Linked DNA regions of Homo sapiens: all the other regions are linked to region 3. The links are chromatin loops, found by intact Hi-C in ENCODE. Cell type or tissue: IMR-90. All regions are shown on one strand. Each heading gives the region's core, and the rest is flanking DNA. Links, peaks and the distances in the headings are about the cores only. Region 1 has its middle 32 kb from the start of MIR548G. Region 2 holds the start of EDNRA (endothelin receptor type A). Region 3 overlaps LINC02507 (long intergenic non-protein coding RNA 2507).

What was found. Peaks named below come from ENCODE experiments on the same cell type or tissue, not always from the same donor. Only the 100,000 strongest peaks of a DNase experiment are listed, where the experiment ranks them.
Region 1: a loop joins it to region 3, with 2.4 times the contacts of the local background. A loop is called at or near these places in 2 of 110 quality-filtered maps.
Region 2: it touches region 3 in a loop (9-fold over the local background); 2 of 110 quality-filtered maps call a loop at or near these places.

The regions. Positions count from the first base shown.
Region 1 is chr4:147,309,680-147,315,902 of GRCh38, reverse strand. No RefSeq gene overlaps it. Among named protein-coding and RNA genes, the nearest start is that of MIR548G, 32 kb to the left of the region's middle. In IMR-90, for the core only: no CTCF peak of the experiment used is centred there; a DNase peak (open chromatin) is centred at 3,382; H3K27ac peaks cover 798 bases.
Region 2 is chr4:147,477,869-147,484,091 of GRCh38, reverse strand. It overlaps EDNRA (endothelin receptor type A), which reads right to left and starts at 2,995. Exons shown (of 8, transcript NM_001957.4): 1 at 2,716-2,995. RefSeq lists enhancers at 2,096-2,175, 2,206-2,305. In IMR-90, for the core only: no CTCF peak of the experiment used is centred there; a DNase peak (open chromatin) is centred at 3,031; H3K4me3 peaks cover 1,744 bases; H3K27ac peaks cover 1,345 bases.
Region 3 is chr4:147,587,246-147,593,468 of GRCh38, reverse strand. The region is part of intron 3 of LINC02507 (long intergenic non-protein coding RNA 2507); the gene reads right to left. Among named protein-coding and RNA genes, the nearest start is that of LINC02507, 21 kb to the right of the region's middle. In IMR-90, for the core only: a CTCF peak has its summit at 3,011 (motif pointing right); a DNase peak (open chromatin) is centred at 3,028; H3K27ac peaks cover 387 bases.

The DNA.
Region 1 (6,223 bases), core at 2,434-4,933, 280 kb after region 3:
ATAATCATCATCACACTTTAAGTGCCTATTTGCTTATGGCATTGTCCTGGTTAAAACAGATTGGTAGGGAGAGGCCAGGATCTAGATGACTTAGTCCGGATCTTGGGACTTCTATGCTAAACTGCGGGAAGGTTTGGTTCAGTGAAGGGAGTAGGGAGCATGCTACATCAATCAAAATGCAAAAGGTATTGGAGAGGGTCTAAGAAGAAAGAAGATTTTTTTTAAAGAATGGAACCTAAGGAGAATAGACTTATTCTGTGCATTGTGAAAAAAATATATATGTTGACAATGATATAGGAAATAACACTTACTTATAGATAGCAATTATAAACTGTCTCAGGTAATCATTATTAGTTTGGGACTTCCTCCACAAATGAGTCAAGAGGAAATATTAAAATCAAAGGTAATTATTCCAATAGCACTTCTGGATCCTTTGTCGTCTATTAAATAAATTGGAGGAAGCAAATGGGGCCCACTAGCCCTGTGAGAAGGGTGCAGTTATCCTACACTAGTAACAATGGACAGCAGCCTAGTGTGGGAAAGGCAGAGGGGAAATTCGTCACCTTTTGGAGATGAATTAACTCCTTTAGGCTCTAGGTGCCATTCAGTACATATATTTTGTACGAATTAGCACCTTTGGGTCCAAGTCTTAATGAAGGCCAAAAGGGGAATGGTTTGTTCCCCAGACATCAGGAACATAAGACCTATTATTACTGTTTATAATAAAATACTGTACTTACCCAGCACCTTTCATCCCAGCTCAAAGGCTTTTTTCTCCCCTTTCCAAACATTCCCATTAACCCTAGCATTATCACTGGGATTAAGTGGCAAAAACATGATATCATTATTTCCATTTCTGAGAGAAAAGGACTAATCCAGGGGGGCAGCAATTTTCTCAGACCATGGTGACCAGAAATGGAAAAGGGACAAGAAATCAGGACTCCTGGCTTTCCCTCTTAGGCTAAAAATATCTAGCTGAAGAAAGGATGACAGGAACTGACTGCAGAAATCAGCAATGCTTTTGCATCTCCCACTCACTCCCTTATTACCCACAGGGCTTTCATTTGAGATGGAAGAGCCATGGGGAGTTCACCTTTCCCCAAGATGATTAAAGTGGGTCACAGGTCTGCTGGGTATCAACATTATTATTTTTAAAAGTATTGTAAGCCCACCCTCCTATAACACTTTAAAACATTAAAAAATAATCTGACAATGCATTCTAGAAGCAAATTCACTTGAGAAAGAAGCCTTAAAAAGGAATCTATCCTCTAAATGTTGAGTAAGACAAAGATCCATTTCAGCAATGGGGATATCATGGAGATCATCAGTCACACAGACAAGAGAACGCTCAAGAACCTGGATGCACATTGAGTAGGCAAATGACCTCTAACCCATGTCATTTTGTGCCTTATTCTCTCAATAGATCTTTGGGTTTTCCTCTCCAGTTTTCAAACAAAGCCTTCATTCCTTCACGTTATGGGATTTTTCTGAGAGCTGATCTGTAGTTTAAAAATAGAAGACTGTACCTTCCATGACAAATTGGTCACTAACAGACCCCCAGGGAAGGTGGGATTCACTGAGACAATTTTAGGTTTCCTGTACTTACAAAGGCATTTGCAACTTCAGGGAATAGGGCTCATTCATCATAGCTGGGGTAGTCAGGTATGATTGAAGAACCACTTTTTGGAGAGAAATAAATCGATTCCCCTTTTTATTTTTTTATGTGTGTTACTACTACTGAGTAATACTGGGTCTTTATTTAAATCTGTGATACTATCAATATAGATTAAGAAGATAGGCTTTGAAGATCTTAAAACCTGTGTAACCTTGGACATTTAACCTCACTAAGTCTCAGTTTTCTCTTTTGTGAAATGGGGTCATAATCATACTTACCATGTAGCAATAAGTAACAGAATGCATTGAAAGGGCTTCACACAGTGCCTGACACATAGTAAGAGGTCAATCAATATTGGATATTATCATTAACCCCTGGTATACTCAACTTATAAAGAACATAATTAAGGTTTAAAGGCATGCTGAATGGTGCTTGAAAGGGGCCACACATTTCAATGTTTCACCCAATTCCTTTGCTAACTTTGAAGAGAGAAGGTTTCTAGCAGATCCATGAAATCCATGTTTCTCTGGCTTATCTCCAGGGATTTTAATATCTACAGTTTTCTGCTCAGATGTTTTTTCTTGTCTAAAAGGATTTACTCACACCTTAGACAGTTATTTGACCCACTGTAGTCTCAGGTCCTCGGGTTGCCCCATATAATCAGAGATTAATTTCAACTTGTTAACGATTTTTTTGGAAATAAGTCAAAGAACTTTGCCTATTTGATCATAACCATCTTATGATTCATGTTTTATTTCTACACAATAAGAAAGAGGAGGCTGTTATTCAGAAGAGATTCTATTGCAGTAATTATATATTTTACCTCAATATTAGAATCATCTAAAGATGATTCTCAAAAATCCTGATGCCCAGGCTGTACTTCAGACAATTCAACAAAGTTTCTGGAGGTTGGACCAGGCTTCACTCTCAAAGCTTCCTGGGTGTTTCCACATGTGGCAAAGGTTGAAACCCACTCTAGTGTTAGCTCTACACTTTAGTAAGCATCAGAAGTATGCGAAGTCTGGTGATTCCAGGAAGCCACTCTCAGAAATTCCATATTCAGCAGGTCTATGCTAAGTTTTAGAGTTTTACATTTTTAACAAGCACATTCTCAGTCCCCACACCCACCCCATCCTGTGAATCTGGCTGAGTGGTCTTAGGACCACCCATTGGGAAACATCAGTGTCCACCAGCAATCTATTTAGTGATCCCATTTTTTAAATTTATAAGGTTCTAAATTAGAGTAAAAGCCTCACCCACAATATATATTACTCAGTCTCTTCCAGTTACCCATATAAGAAACTTCAGTTGCTTTCAAATATGTGGTCAATTTTAAATTAGCACCTCACAGTTTTCGGGCTGGCTTCTTGTGAACCGCTACGAAGCTACCTTAATTCACCAGACAAGAGGCAAGAAGCTGCTGCTTGACTTCAGGAGAGGTCCTGGGAACGTCTCCAGGGACTGAGGTTGCTTGCAAAGCTGGATTTGCCCCCAGGGTTCAACCCATTGTTTAACTAATTTTATTAAACTTTAAAAATAATCTTTCACTATAATTATCTTTTAGGTTTTCAACCATCTAGTGACATTTCTATAACTTTACCATGGTTTTATTAAATGAAAGCCTTTCTGACTGGATCTCATGTGACGCTGTTACATTTAATGTTGGACTTCCTGTTTGCTTTGTAATAAAATACAACTAAAATGTGCCCATGTTTAATTTTTCTCAAGTCGCCTTTCAGCTTCTTGGGCTTGACATTCCTGGGAGACACTCCACACATTTCCCTCTTGTGAAATCTGAGCTGTAAGCACACTCCATGTTTAACCCCCGCAGACAGACTCCAGTATAAATTGTTCTTGGGAAAGGCCAATGGGGTATGACTTTTAAAAATCTTCCTTTTATTGAGTTTCAAACCAAATATACTAAAACGTTTCGAAAATTGAAAAAAAAACACCCCAAACCAATCCCTCCAAATTTGTAGAACCTTTAGATTTTTAGAGAAAAATGATTATAATGCTCACTAAACAGCACCAAATACACAATGATGCACTTCTGCTTTCTATACAGTTAGGGTATTCACTAATTAACATGGCAATGTGATGATATCATGAGGGCTTTGGATACAGCCAACCTTATAATTTATGGCCTGTGGGACTAAGATTTTGTAATCTGAAAATGATAAGGCAAATTGAGAACAGCCATTCCAGCCCTTTATCCTTGACTCTGAGAATAGTTTACTTCTGGTTTCTTACACAGCTGCTCTCATCTCTACTGTTCACGATATGAGCGCTGTGAACATTTATCTTGTCTTCAAAATACTCTCAAGTGCCTAGAGCAGAGGTGCCTTAAGAACCAGCTTCAAGACCCAGCAGTAACGTATAATTCTGAAATAAAAATATTCCTGGTGACTTATGGGCCCAGGACCAAGTAAAAGGTGCCCCACTGAATTAAGATGGGGCTTAGTCACTAAAAGGAAAACCCAACTTTGCCCCACATATATTGCATTACTAAATAGCTGTACAGTGTGAGTACTTAGGTGGAGGGTCACTTACCTTCAAATGCATTCATTCATTCAACAAATGTTTAACATCACTTATGGAATGCCAAGTTCAGTTTGGGCATTAGGATGCAGCAGTGAACAAAAATCCCTATCCTCATGAACGTTCCATTCTAGTGGGAAGGGATGAGAATAAGCAAAATAAAAACTAAAAAAGTGAATTATATAGTGTATAAGTGCCATGGAGAAAAATAAGGCAGTCAAAAAGAAGATGATAGAGGAGAGAGTGTTGTTGCAATTTCAAAAATAGAAATGAAGAAGCCCTCACTGAGAAAATGACAGATGAGTTAAGGTCCCTAGAGAGGAAAGAGAGTTATGTGGGTATTTGGAAAGAGCAATCCATGTAGAGGGAAGGCTATGTGCAAAGGTCCTGAGGCAGGAGAGTGCCAACCCAGTCAGAAGCAAGGGGCCTGGAGCTTTAGTTCTAGGTGAAATCTACCACCCTTGGCTGGGGCAAACCAAGTGGACTTAGCCACTAAATTAAAACGCATACTGGGCTTAGAAATAAAGGACCCTACTAACCTTCTACTTCTCATCTCCCTCTGCTCCTGTTTCCCTCCTCTTTCTGTTTCTCTCCAAGATTTATTCATGGTGCTATTTTCTGTTTAAAGTTTTCTTCTTCTTTCCATCAAGGATTCTGTAGAGATTCCAAATTACATGGCTATGTCCTCCAAGGAAACATTCCAGAAGGTGGCCCTGACACCTTATAACCTTGTATGAAGGTACTTCTAGCCAATCAAGAACCACATAGGAAAGATAATTACGTTTCATAGCCCAACTTCATATTGAAAATTACAAATGCTGATTTTCTAAAGAAAACTGGTCTGGCTATTCTGGCCTGGTAAGAAAAGGGATTAAGCTGGTGTGGACACCTCTAGGAGGTGTGGGAAGCAAAACACAGGTCTTGGCATCAAACATGAGTTTGGATTTTAGTGAAGAAATTTTCTGAACGTATTTTCATCATTACCTGTTTTCGGAGGGTTAAATATGTTCAAATATCTTATTCATAATTGGTGGCCAATAAATCTTAGGATTACCTTTATACATGTTTAGGCATAAACAGTGAAAGGAGTCCAGGGAAGGCAGAAAAGAGAAGAAAATGGAGCAAAGGGATTTCTTTCAAGGAAACAAAGAAGAGCATATTTGTAGAACGAAGGCAAGAAGCCAGTGGAGATTTAAAGGTGAAAGGCCGTGCCCTTTCACTTTCGCACATCCCTGCAGGGAAGGCTGCAGATAGGACCCTGCTGTCATCACGTCCTCATAAAGCAGCCTCTGTGCCTTGAGATGGTCATGAATAGACTTGGGGTGGAGTGACAGGGGCCACAGAGATACCAGTGGTCTGTGTTGATCAATAATTATCTTCTGGGTGAGGATCCAGTTGCTGATAACAACCATGGGGTTAACTGATGTGATTTATGGCCTGTGAACATGATCTGTCATGAGAAATAATTAGTCCAAGTCAAATTCGGTGAAGAGGGGACTATCAGTTAGGCTCCTTTGAACTTTGATGACTGTGGAAAGATGTCCCCAAATCTCTTAAACACATTTATAATGCCTGGCACATAGGAGATGTTCAATCAATGGCTATTGGCCGTTATGTTAATTTTGATAACATAAGTAGTATTGATTTTTATTCTAAATCTGGTAGAATATTAATTAAGAATCAAGTATTATCACATGAAGGTAAAATTATCACAGATGGGAATAACAAAATGAAAAACAATAATTCATTTCAGTAGTTACAGATCAAGGAGAAAAGAACTTGGATTGAATCAAAACACACTGACAAAGTTTTGTGCGGATGGAAGAATGACACTAGACTCAAAAGCAACTTGAGACTTCCTTTGATTCTGGCCTCTCAAAATACAATGTAACTTTTTAACTTATCCCCTGGTGTCTTGTCCCCCACTCCCCAAAACCCAAACTGTTTAAAACTAATTTAGTATTTTTCATGTGAAATAAAAAGCTGCTGTCTTTTATAATAGATGAAATGATTCCATAATCACGTATACTTGGGAATGGAAATAGAATCCAGAAAAAGAAAGTACAACTA
Region 2 (6,223 bases), core at 1,744-4,243, 110 kb after region 3:
GCGGTGGTGTGTGTACGTGTCTGTGATGTATATACCCAGGTCATAATTTAATCTTAAAAAAATTGAGTCCTGGTTGGGTGTGGTGGCTCATGTCTATAATCTCAGCACTTTGGGAGGCCAAAGCAGGAGGATCACTTGAGCCCAGGAGTTTGAAACTAGCCTGGGCAACTTAGTGAGACCCTGTCTTTACAAAACATAAAAAAGATTAGACAGGCATGGTGGCGTGTGCCTGTAGTCTCAGCTACTTGGGAGGCTGAGATGGGAGAATCACTTGAGTCCAGGAGGTTAAGGCTGCAGGGAGCTATGATCGAGTCACTGCACTCCATCCTGAGCAGCAGAGTGAGACCCTGTCTCAAAAAAAAAAAAATTAAATAAATAAAAAGTAAAAAATAAAATTGAATCCTTTTTCTGAGTGTATTCAAGGTTGATGTTAACCACTTTTAGGAATTTTGACAATTATCTTGGGAAATCAGTAAAGCTTAGGTTTGGCCAATACGTGGATAAAATAAGATTTATTCAAGTTGCATAGAAAGTATAGGGTATATATAAAGTGCGAGTATTGGATACTTTTGCCTTCCCCAGAGATTTCCCCCTGAACTCTGAAATAATAATAGTATTTACATATAGTAACTTATTATATATGTATCTGTTATCTGCCTTGAGCTTTACGACTCTAGGTAGGCAGGAGCAATATCTCCATTTTACTTATAAGGAAACCAGAGTCTTGAAGAAGTATTTAGGTCAAGGTTTCAAAGCCAAGAAATGGCAGGACACATAATTTTGCTTATAGGACTTGACTCACTCTGATTAAATGGGAAAAATATCAATTTTTCAAGGCTAGAGGCAGGCCATGTATTTGTCAGCTCTGACTAGACTTAATTATAAACAGTTTGCAGTTTTTTCCTGCTTCTTATAATCTGGAGTGAGTATCTGGCCAAAAATTGATAGACCTATGAAATGACACCATTTCCATTCCAAAGGGAACACCAGGACTCCAAGAGAAAAGCTTCTTGTCATCCTCCTTTTTGGATCACAGATACAGGGGGGAGAAGAAATACTTTCATATCTTGTGCTGTTTCGTGACTAACGTCTTCCAGCTTCCCAAATGAAAGGGAACCTTCAATAACAGCTTTCTTAAAAATGAGAGAGAGAAGGCCTTTGCAGAAATGGAATGGCTCTCTGCCGGTTACAGTCGGCTGGGAACTGACCTGTGAACTGACCTGGCTACGGTGGGTACTGCTCTACTCATCAGAGGTCCTGTGGTGCTTTGAACGTTAGCATGCTGGTCTGCTTGGTTAGCTGATTATGCCAGGAGGTAAGGCCAACGCTGTGGGTTCTTAAGGCATGAGAGCCAGCTATCATTAAAACCCCCTTCCTTCCTCCTCCAACAATGACACCACTACAGAAATCATTTCTGATGACTTCTCTATCAGCTCTCCACACATGTTAAGCTGCAAAACTAAGGGATACTTGGCAAAGGCCTGTGGATGTCATATTATCATTGGCTGAAAAGTACAAAACCAAATGAAAGAAGCCCCTCAACTGCAGGTTCTTCCAAGGTGGGTCTGTAGCTCATTTCCAGGAATCTGAGTCAGGCTGTGCTTTGAATCATCACTCATAATCAGTCATAGCGCTAGTGAAGCATCTCAGGTTCAGACCTGAAGGACATGGTCTATAGATTCAGCATTCTTCCTGTTTGGAATCTGAGAGTTTGGGGAGTGCAAAAACTATTATTAAGAAAGAGGACTGAATCCTTACGCTTACACTTTAACCATTTAACATATGAGACTCTCAGGATCAAAGTTCACCTGTAATTGGTAATTTGGAAATTCAGACCTTATCAAAATGGCATGAGTTTAGAGCATTCAATTTACATGAAATGACTGCCAAGGTGTTTCTCAATTAGCTAACACATAGACAACTACAGGTGGAGGAAAAAACAAGTAAAAGTAGGAACTTTTTACAAGTTTTCTGAGGTTTTGCTCTCTGGTTAAGAAATGAGCAACTCTCCTTAGAGACAACGCCTGAGTTTAATATGCCTCCCACCCCCAACTCTATCAGGGGAAAGCCATTAGGATGATGTAAACAGAGGGTGATTATCTAGAAGCAGCCCTTGTTTTCTGCACGTGAGAAGCAACAAGTGTCCTTTAAAGGCGAGCACAGAACAAAACGCCCAGACCTCCACAGGCAGGTTTCCAAAACTAGCTACACAGGGGGTTTCCCCAAACACCTCAGTCCCTCACACCGAGTGCCCTTGGCTACCCTTGGCATACCCAGACCCAGATGTGGGGGAGGAAAAGCAAGCCAGTAAGAAAAGGCTGTGGAGCCAACTTCACAAGAAGGCGCTGGAGCAAGCCACAGAGCTTGGCGTTCCTCAAAGTTCTTGCATGCCTGGGGAAAAGGGGTCACCCAGGGAAAACTATTGGGCTTCCTCTTCCTAAAACTCCGAATCCTAAACCCTAACGTGGAGAGGTGAAGTTCCCCGAACTCTACACGTGTCCGCAGCGCACCCCTCACGGAAGGCGCCCGCCTCCCCGCGCGCCCTGGGGCAAGTGGGTGCCAGCCCCTGCTGCGACGGGTCGCCCAAGCTGCAGGGCGGTCGGGCCAGAACGTTCCCAGCTCTCGTCTTCTCCCGACCGAGGGGCCCAGGCAGCGTCTCCGCCATCCCCGCACCCGCCCCAGTCCCAGTCCCCGATAAGAAAGACTTGCACCGACCGTGGAGCTCGGCGTGCGCAGACAGCTGCCGGGTCCGCGCGGCGCCTGGGCCAGAGGAAGCCGGAGCCGGCGAGGGTGGGTGGCGCGGAGGGTGGCCGGTGTCCCGGGCTCCGGCGCGGCGGCGGCTTCGGCTGCACAGCTTCCCCGGCTTCAGAAAACCTCCTGGGCACTGCTTCTCCCGGGGAGGTCTCGCTGGGACCCCAATCCCCGGCGACGACCGGGTGGGATGGATGAAGCCTCTCCACCGCCTCTCCACAATCGTCAGACCAGCGGGATGACTGTACGCGCGCGCGAGGGCTCGCACGAAAAAGAAAACTCCGGAGGAACACGCCTCCAGTCTGTCCTCCCCGTCTCCTCCCAAAGCTCCAGACCTTCCACTCCACTCTGGGACCGCAAGAGCGTCCTAACCTTCCAGCTATCCTGGGACGCGGCCACTAAAAAGCACAAAGCTGCCGCCCCCTTCCAGGCCCTGAAGGGCAGGAGTCTTTTTTAACTATTTCCTTCCTGAAAGAAAAGGTGGGGGATGTGGAGGAGAGAGGGTAGAGTTTGACAGACAAGACTCAGAATTCCGAAAGGCCTTGCAGAGGAACCCATCCTCTTAGTGCAGGCAGATTTGATCTGTGACGGAACAACTGGACACAGAGCCAGGGCCCACGGGTGGTTTCTTCTCCGTCTTCCCTGCCGCCTTTGCTTGGCTTGCGTGCTCCCTCTTAAGCTTAGAGGCCGTTGAGGAGCCGAAGTGGACAGCAGTTTACTGGATCAGGTGGTTTGCTTCTATCTTGTCCCTTGTAGCCAGCATCCCACGGCTACAGACCTCCAGCCCAGGGCAAAGAAGGAGCCTCAGGAGAGACTATGGAAGGTTCCAGCGCGTGGCTCCGTGAAACCTCAAGAAATTCAAACAATGAAGAAGCCGACCTTACAGAAAGTGGGTCTCAACGTCTTTATCACGGCAGATACTTTATCCTAAATTGGGGGTGGGAGAGGAGATGAGGGACAAAGGCCACTGCCTGTGACATGTGAGTAAAAACTGGGGTCTCCTCAGGGAAGGCCTGCCTTGGAGTCCTTCAGTGCACTGCTAGAGTCAGCACATGGTAGAAGTGTGAGGTTGGAGCACTGGTCATGTTATATCCCATGCTGTTCCGGCTATCTGCTGCAGCTAAACAAATTACTATAAAACGTAGTGGCTTAAAATAACAACACTCATTTACTCTGCTTATCAGTCTGCAGTTTGGGCAGAGCCTGTCTGGGACAGCTCGTTTTTGCTCCATGTAGCAGGGGCTGGAGGATCCACTTCCAAGACAGTTCACTTGCTTGGTGTTGAGTGTTAGTTTTTCTCCACGTGCGTCTCTCCACAAAGACTTGTGGAGACTTGTGGTTTGGGCTTCCTCACAGCATGGTGGCGGGGATCCAAGAGTGAATGTCCCCAGAGACAGAAAGTGGAAGCTGCCAGTTTCTTAAGGGCTGGGCCCAGAAACTGGCACCGTGTCATTTCTGCTTGATTCTATTAGTCAAGCAGTCACAAATCCCAGATTGAAGGTGAGGGTATATAGAGCCCAACCCTTAGTGTGAGGAGTGTCAAAGAATTTAGGGACCATTTTGTAAAACCATCAAAGAGATCTACAGAAAACCACCATTGAAAGAGGCCTTAATAGTCATCTAGTAGGGTTAGACTAGATATTACCCTGTTCACTAATCTTACAGCTTCTCTAGGAGGGAGAATCAGCCAACCAGAATAACTAATAGCTTTTATAAGTGCCATTGTTTATATTAAAAAAAGGTGACCCTTTGGGCATGTGGCTTGGCAAGCTGACAATATTTTCGGGAAAGAAAAACTTACTGCTTCCTCCCAAAAGAGGCAGTTCACATCTTGGCCCGTGAAACATGTGCTGGATTTCAGCCCTTATTCACTCTGTGGCCAGACACACTTGGACAGTGCATCACCTGCATATCTGAATATGTCAATCTGTCCAGTCTTTGCTAGAACACATTCATCATGACCCACCTATTGAGACAGCTGATCTCACTGTGGTGTAGGACTAGTTACTAAAAATTCTTCCTTCACACCTATTAGGATAGCCATTATAGTAAAACAAAAGCAAAAACAGCAAAGAACAAGTGTTGGCAAGAATGTTGAGAAATTGGAACCCTTGTGCATTGCCAGTCTGAATGTAAAATATAGTGTAGCAGTTGTGGAAAACAGCATGGCAGCCCTCCAAAAATTAAACATAAAATTACCCTATGATCCAGCAATTCTACTTTTTGGTACTTACCTAAATAATTGAAAGCAGAGTCTCAAACAGATATTTGTACACCCATATTCATAGCAGCATTATTCAGAAAAGCCAAAAGGTGAAAACTAGCCAAAAGATGGAAACAATCCAAATATCCATCAGTGGAAGAATGGATAAACAAAATGTGGTATATACATGTATGTATATGTATATAAATACATGTACATAACACAGAACATTATTCAGCTTTAAAAAAGAATGATATATGCTACCACATGGATGAACGTTTAAGATATTATGTTAAGTGAAATAAGCCAGACATAAAAGGAAAGATAGATATTTTATTATCCCACTTAGATGAGGTACCTAGAATAGTTAAATTCATAGACACCGAAGGTAGAATAGTGATTACCAGGGGCTTGGAGGTGCCGAGGGGAGAATGGGGACTTACTGTTTCATACGTTTCAGAGATTTAGTTTGGGATGATGAAAAAGTTCCAGTGACGGATGGTGATGAGGGTTGCACAACAATGTGAATGTACTTAATGCCAATGAACTGTACACTTTGAAATGGTTAAAATGGTAAATTTATGTTATGTATCTTTTACCGTAATCAATTCTTCCTGACATCAAAATGAAATCTGCCTCTATACGTTACCTGTTGATCTGCCCTCTAAATTCATAAAATGAGTTTACTGTCTCTTTTAAGATCTTTAAACATAAGTAAGTGTATTTATGTGAATAATCAGCATAGACCTGCCTTTGTAAGAGAATAGGATTGCCTCATTCTAGATGAGAACAACATAAATGTTCTTTAGCTGTTGGAGATTTATATCCTCATTTTCTCAGCTTTACTTGGGGCAAATGACTTCAGGGGACTCGAACCAGTTTTTAGTCAAGTTAACTTTACCTCCAGTTACCTTTCTCCCCATAGATAATACTTTATATACTTGCCCCAACTCTATATTCCATGCTTTTTACTTTCAAAGAACATATAATTAATATATTTGACTAAGCTTTTCAACTTGACTTCCAAAGGTTATTTCTTTCCCCTGGAAAGTGGGTTGGATGCAGATTTGCAGGTTTTCTGGGTTTCGGGGAAACTATCCTGATCACACTTGACTTCTGGTTCAAGTAGCTCACTAAGTGGAGGATTACTGTAATGAACTTATCTTGGCATCATGTTAGTATTGTATTGATTTCATGAACAAAAAGTGCTGAAGATTAAGAAGTACTCAATATAGCACTTAAAAAACCATTTTTTCATGTGTCCTTGGG
Region 3 (6,223 bases), core at 1,505-4,004:
CCATTCCTGAGTTACTTCATTTAGAATAATGGTCTCCAACTCCATCCAGGTTGCTGCGAATGCCATTATTTTTTTCCTTTTTGAGGCTGAGTAGTTATATATCCCACATTTTCCTTATCCACTTGTTGGCTGATGGACATTTAGGCTGGTTTCATATCTTTGCAATTGCGAACTGTGCTGCTAGAGACATGCGTGTGCAAGTGTCTTTTTCTTATATTGACTTCTTTTCCTCTGGGCAGATACCCAATAGGGGGATTGCTGGATCAACTGGTAGTTCTATTTTTAGTTCTTTAAGGAATCTCCACACTGTTTTCCATAGTGGTTGTACTAGTTTACATTCCCACCACTAGTGTAAAATGCACTCTTTTCACCACATCCACACCAACATCTGTTATTTTCTGATTTTTAAATTATGGCCATTCTTTCAGGAGTAAGGTGGTATTTCACTGTTGTTTTGATTTGCATTTCCCTGATAATTAGTGATATTGAACTTTTTTTTCATATGTTTGTTGGCCATTTGTATATCTTCTTTTGAGAATTGTCTATTCATGTCCTTAGCCCACTTTTTGATGGGATTATTTGTTTGTTTGTTTTTTTTCCTTGCTGATTTGTTTGAGTTCCTTGTAGATTCTGGATATTAGTCCTTTGTCAGATGCATACAAACTGAATTATTATTATGGGCAAATAATACTATTATTTGTTGATTACTGTCATGAGACTCAGGCAAGGTTGTTTTAACATCTCCCTAGGTCCTAGATCCATGCTTATTTTTGGAGTCTTGCTTCATATTATTCATATTAAAGTGAATATTCATATTATTCATAATATTCATATTAAAGTGAATATCTCACACTAATCAAGGGAAACATATATATATTGCTTAAGCATTTTTTTGACAGAATTTAAGAATTTTAAAATTTTTTAGTTTTTGAAAAGATTTAGCTGTGACTTATTTAAGATTAGCTTTGATTTCTTAATTCAGGAGGGTAAGAAGGTCCATGAACTTGGATGAAAAAAATCTGTTTTCATTAACTTCAAACTGAAATTTGTAATTTTATTTATTAAAGAATATAGGCCATACATCACATTAATATTAACAATATCTCTCTCACCAATAGAAACAATAGATATATTCATGTCACATTACAGGGATTACGAATATCCCAAAACATCATTTATACTAATTGCTACTTTGAATATATAGTTGTGACATTGTTATTAAATCTTGTTATTAAATGCATTAATAAATAAGCACATATTTACAAATTAGTATTTTAAAGTTTTTTTTTTTTTTTGAGATGACTCTTGCTCTGTTACCCAGGCTGGAGTGCAGTGGTGCAATCTCAGCTCACCACAACATCCGCCTCCTGGGCTCAAGAGATTCTCCTGCCTCAGCCTCCCAAGTAGCTGGGATCACAGGCGTGTGCCACCACACCCAGCTAATTTTGTGTGTGTGTGTGTGTGTGTGTGTGTTTAGTAGAGATGGGTTTTCACCATGTTGGCCAGGCTGGTCTCAAATTCCTGACCTCAGTGATCCATCCACCTCAGCCTCCCAGAGTGCTGGGATTACAGTCGTGAGCTACTGCGCCCGGCCGAGTTTTTAAAAGTTTTTTGAAAATTTTATTTTAAAATAGTTGGCTTTCTTTGTGGGGCATTTTAAAAAAGTTCCAGGAGCTTCACTTAGGCTTCCAAAGGGATCTATGGCACAAAAGTGGAAAAGATCCCCTGCTAGGGCCTCGTGGGTAAAACAGCCTGGGGCTCAGGCTATGGGTCACTCTCGCCTGGTATTTTTTCTTTGTTCTTTTGTAGAAAATAGTGGGGACTTAGCAGGCTCAGGAGAGTGCAACTGCAGGCAGAAACAAGAGAAAGTTCAAAATATGTCTAAACTTTACTGGAAGATTTACTGGTTATCAAGTCAGAAGACTTTGGATCCAGTCCAGGCTTACCTTTAATATTCTCACAGTAGATGCATTTGCTCATTGAATCAGCCAATCTTTAAAAAGGGCCTATCACCAGCCTGACCCTATGCCTAGGCATTGGAGCAGGCAGGCCCAGGGTTGAGTCCATTCTGTCACTCACCAGAGGAGTGACCTTGAACAAGTTATTTCATATCCTGAAGCCTCAGTTTTCTAATCTGTAGAATGGAGATACTGATTCTGAATTTAACAGGGTGGTTGAGAGGATTAGATAAGATGGGTGTAAAGTACAATAAACACAGAGAAGATTACAGTTACTATGAATCACCATTTTGTCTATAAACTCTTGCATCAATGTGCTGCTAGTTGTCAAAGAAAAGCATATAAAACAGTCTTCTCTTGTATCACTGATTAAATATTTTTTTCTGTTAATGTTTTTGAAGCATTGTTTAGAGAACTGTAAAAGTAGTTAAAAAGAGGAAATATGACTGAAAATTCATATTCCTGAAAATATATGAATGTTAAAAATTGTATCAGGTGATATAATGACTCATCAATAACCTTACTAGATTATTTATTCTTAAAAGATATATTTGGTCAGGCGCAGTGGCTCACGCCTGTAATCCTAGGTCTTTGGGAGGCCGAGGTGGGCGGATCTCTTTGAGTTCAGAAGTTGGAGACCAGCCTGGGCAACATGGTGAAACCCTATCTCTACAAAAAAATACAAAAGAAAAAATAAAAAAGAAGTGGGTGTGGTGCCTCGTGCCTGTGGTCCCAGCTACTCGGGAACTGAGGCTGGAGGATGGCTTGAGCCAGAAAGCGGAGGTTGCGGTGTGAGCTCATATCACGCCACTGCACTCCAGCCTGGGCAACAGAGCGACACCCTAAGGGAAAAAAAAGTATATTATAGTTAAAAAACTTAAAAAAAGTTCTATCTGTAATTATGATTCTAAGAGAGCCATCCCACTGTTTTCTTTCCTGATACTATATTTTCTAAAAGTCTAAACACAAGGCTTTCCTTTGTTTTGGTTTTGAAACTTTGACCATTTATTCATAAACCATGCTAAAAACAGCAACTACCACCAGGTCGCGCTGTAGTTCCACAATGAAAACAGGCTGGGGTCTAAGGAATTCTCGAAGGTCTCAGTTGTCACATCATTTCTGTTTTTTGAAGCAAAGAGGGGTGGAGACAAATATTTAAAAGGAAAAAGAAAAGCTTTTGCTGAAAATAAATAACTTCAAATTCACTATAATTTAAACGTTGATATTCAGCAAAAAAGATTTTATCTGAGAATGTTGCTATTGCTACTTTTAGAAAAAATTGCTTTCAACTCAGTCCTGTTATTTTCCGGATGGAAAAATATAAAATAAATAAATAAAAACCGTGCTGAAAGTTTTCTTTCCTATATTCTCTAGTGGTTGATGGATAATACTATTTTTTTAAAATCCCAAGATGAGGTATATTTTATTTAAAAATTATAGTGATAGCTTAGGTATAAACCAGGCTTTAGAAAATATATAAACACTTCATCTTAAAAACAGTTTTTTTTTTGTTTTGAAAAAGCCCTTTTTTCTTTTTTGGTCTTATTTTTCCCAAATGTCAATATTTATGAGTCAGGGGTTGTGGGAAATGTTACCTAGAGCTACAAGGGCCGGAGATTGCCCTCTTGTATCCCTGGGGAGTTGAGCATGAGTGCCAGAGGGCAATGTTTGGCTGGAAGGACCCAAGCCTGCCTTTCTTTGCACCCCACAGTATGCCCTTTGAAGTGAAAGACATTTCTGTACTCAGCTCTACTTCATAGGAATTCAACTCAGGATGAGCAATGCACACAAATTTCTGTATACCCTTTTAGTATAAAAACAGAGGCAGACTAACAGAAAACCAAAAAAGCCAGAATTAATGCAGGCTGTTTGGAGTTTTGGAAACTCTTCTGATAACTTAAGTCACAAATCTAAATTTCTGGATGAGACTATTTTTTGATCATGTCACTTTCAGAACATCAGTCACTTGAAGTTTAACCCCTTTTAGGATTTGGGTGGTATTATTAGGAGTTTTGTCAATGGCAAAGACAGAAGTCCATGAGAAAGAAATCCTCACAGAAATAAGGTAAAAATCACGAAATATCAGTAAATTATGAAGCTTACATTTGTTTTGAAAATGAACCCATCAGCATAATGAAAAAAAATGCATTATTTAATCCAAGTGTTTTAGTTTGCTTCCTTACAAATTGTCCGTTATTAGGGACTGAACAAGAAAATAAAAGCTGAAAATGAACAAGATTTACTGAGTGGAATACAGGGGAACTGGGAAATATGCTGGCAAATTGGAGCCATTAACAAGTTAAAAAAATCAGAAACAGTTTTGAAAACCAGAAAGTCACCAGTAAAATATATCCGTAAGGTCAAATGAGCTGTCCTGATGTTGATTCTCAATTTCCTCCTGCATTTATTTGAAGGAGCTTCTCTTTATTATTATTATTTTTAAATTTAAATCTTTAACCCCCATAGATGGCTATGTCTCCTAGTATCTTTCAGCTAAGGATTATAACTTTTTCTTTGCTCTATGAACTTTAACACTTCTTTATTTAGCTTGATTTATTTTTAAATGTCCCACCCAAATACTTAACTGGTTCAAGCACTTAACTGGTTTCCAAAGGCTTGTTGTATAAATAACAAGATAAAAATTCATAGAACATTTTATTTTCCCACATTGGGAGGTAATAGTCCTGTTTCATTTTTGGAAAAATATGGCAAAGAATTATTGAGGTTAATGAAAAATTAAGGGAAATGATAGCATCAGGTTTTTTGGGGAAAAAAAGATTCTCTCTGGGAAGAGACTTTCATTTCATTTTCTAAACACATGGGTGTGGCCTTTGGCTTTTTTCTCCACCCATTGATCAGCTAATTCTAAATGCATTTTCTCCACTTGCCAATGGTATGCCAGCATTCTGCTGTTTATATTCTCTAGCCTAGTTTTTTATTTTTATTTTTCTGTAAATGGGGATTAAAATATTTAGCTCGGAGATGTTGAGAGCATTTAAATAGTAACGTGTTCAGCCCTTGGCGTACAATAGGTATTCAATGTGTGATACTTTCCTTCCTCCTTTCTTCATTAACTGGAACACACACACACACACACACAAAACACCAGTTTACCCATATTAAATACCTCTATGAGAATGTAATGCAAAACGTGTTTAAGTTAATTTGTACAGCATTTACCGTTCAGCATATACCATTCTTGCAACCCAGTTATAGACATGCTTAATGAAATTAGCATTGGAATCAAGGCTCTGAAATTAAAAGTAAAATTCAGGTGGGTAGAGTTGGCATTTAAATATTTTGTATATTTAATTAATATCCGTATGCATATTTATTTATCACTACATTTATGTTTAATTTATTATTTATCTTATGTATAGTATATATTCATATGTATATTTATGTTTATCAGTTGTGCATACGCCTGTGAATGTTTTAAGTCTGTTTTGGAATAGGTCACTAAGGCATGGTTCTATGAAGGTATTTCAGGTTTTGCGCTTCTATTCACTTCAAAAATGAATTGTTAAATAAAATTTGATACTGTAGGAAGCTGAAAATAGTCAACTTCCCTTAGCTAGGCACCAATAACATAGAGTTTTTGAGAAAATCAAGCAAGGCAAGGATGGCCTATTTTTCTCTAAGAAATTCATCCGTATGTTCAAATGAATGTCTTCCTTTTCAGAGAAGTTGCTTTGGGAGTCTAGACACTTCTTTCAACTGTACTGCTATTGCACTAAACATTTTAGGAACTTTTTTTGGAATTACCTTTAGGGCTAATTAAGGAATCAAAGTAAAAGCTAGTCTCATTATATTGTAGGCTACAGCACTTCTATCCAGTCAGTTACCGTCTGCCTTATTAAATGGCTTGGTTGTTTCCAAAAATGAAACTTACCCTGATGAAAAAAAATATTTTTAAAAAATACCCTGACATTCAAAGCAATTCCCGTAGTGTGTGAAGGAAGGAAGTTCCTAACTGGAGTTTCAAAACTGTTTTGAAAATCGCTGGAATGTTGCTGCCTACTTTGATGGGGACATCATTCATTTGTATGGATAAATTCAAGTATATTTGTTCAAACCCAGTGTCATTGTCTTATAGTCATGTCTTTTGACAGTAACTATTTATAATGTGAAATAGGGATCCTTTTGAGCTGAGAGACCTCATCAAAAGACAAATGCTATTATTTAAAAAGGAATCATGGTGAATTTTTAACTAGAGTCTGCTGCGTTCAGTTACAGGCTCCAGAAACTTCTGAAAACAAAAGGAG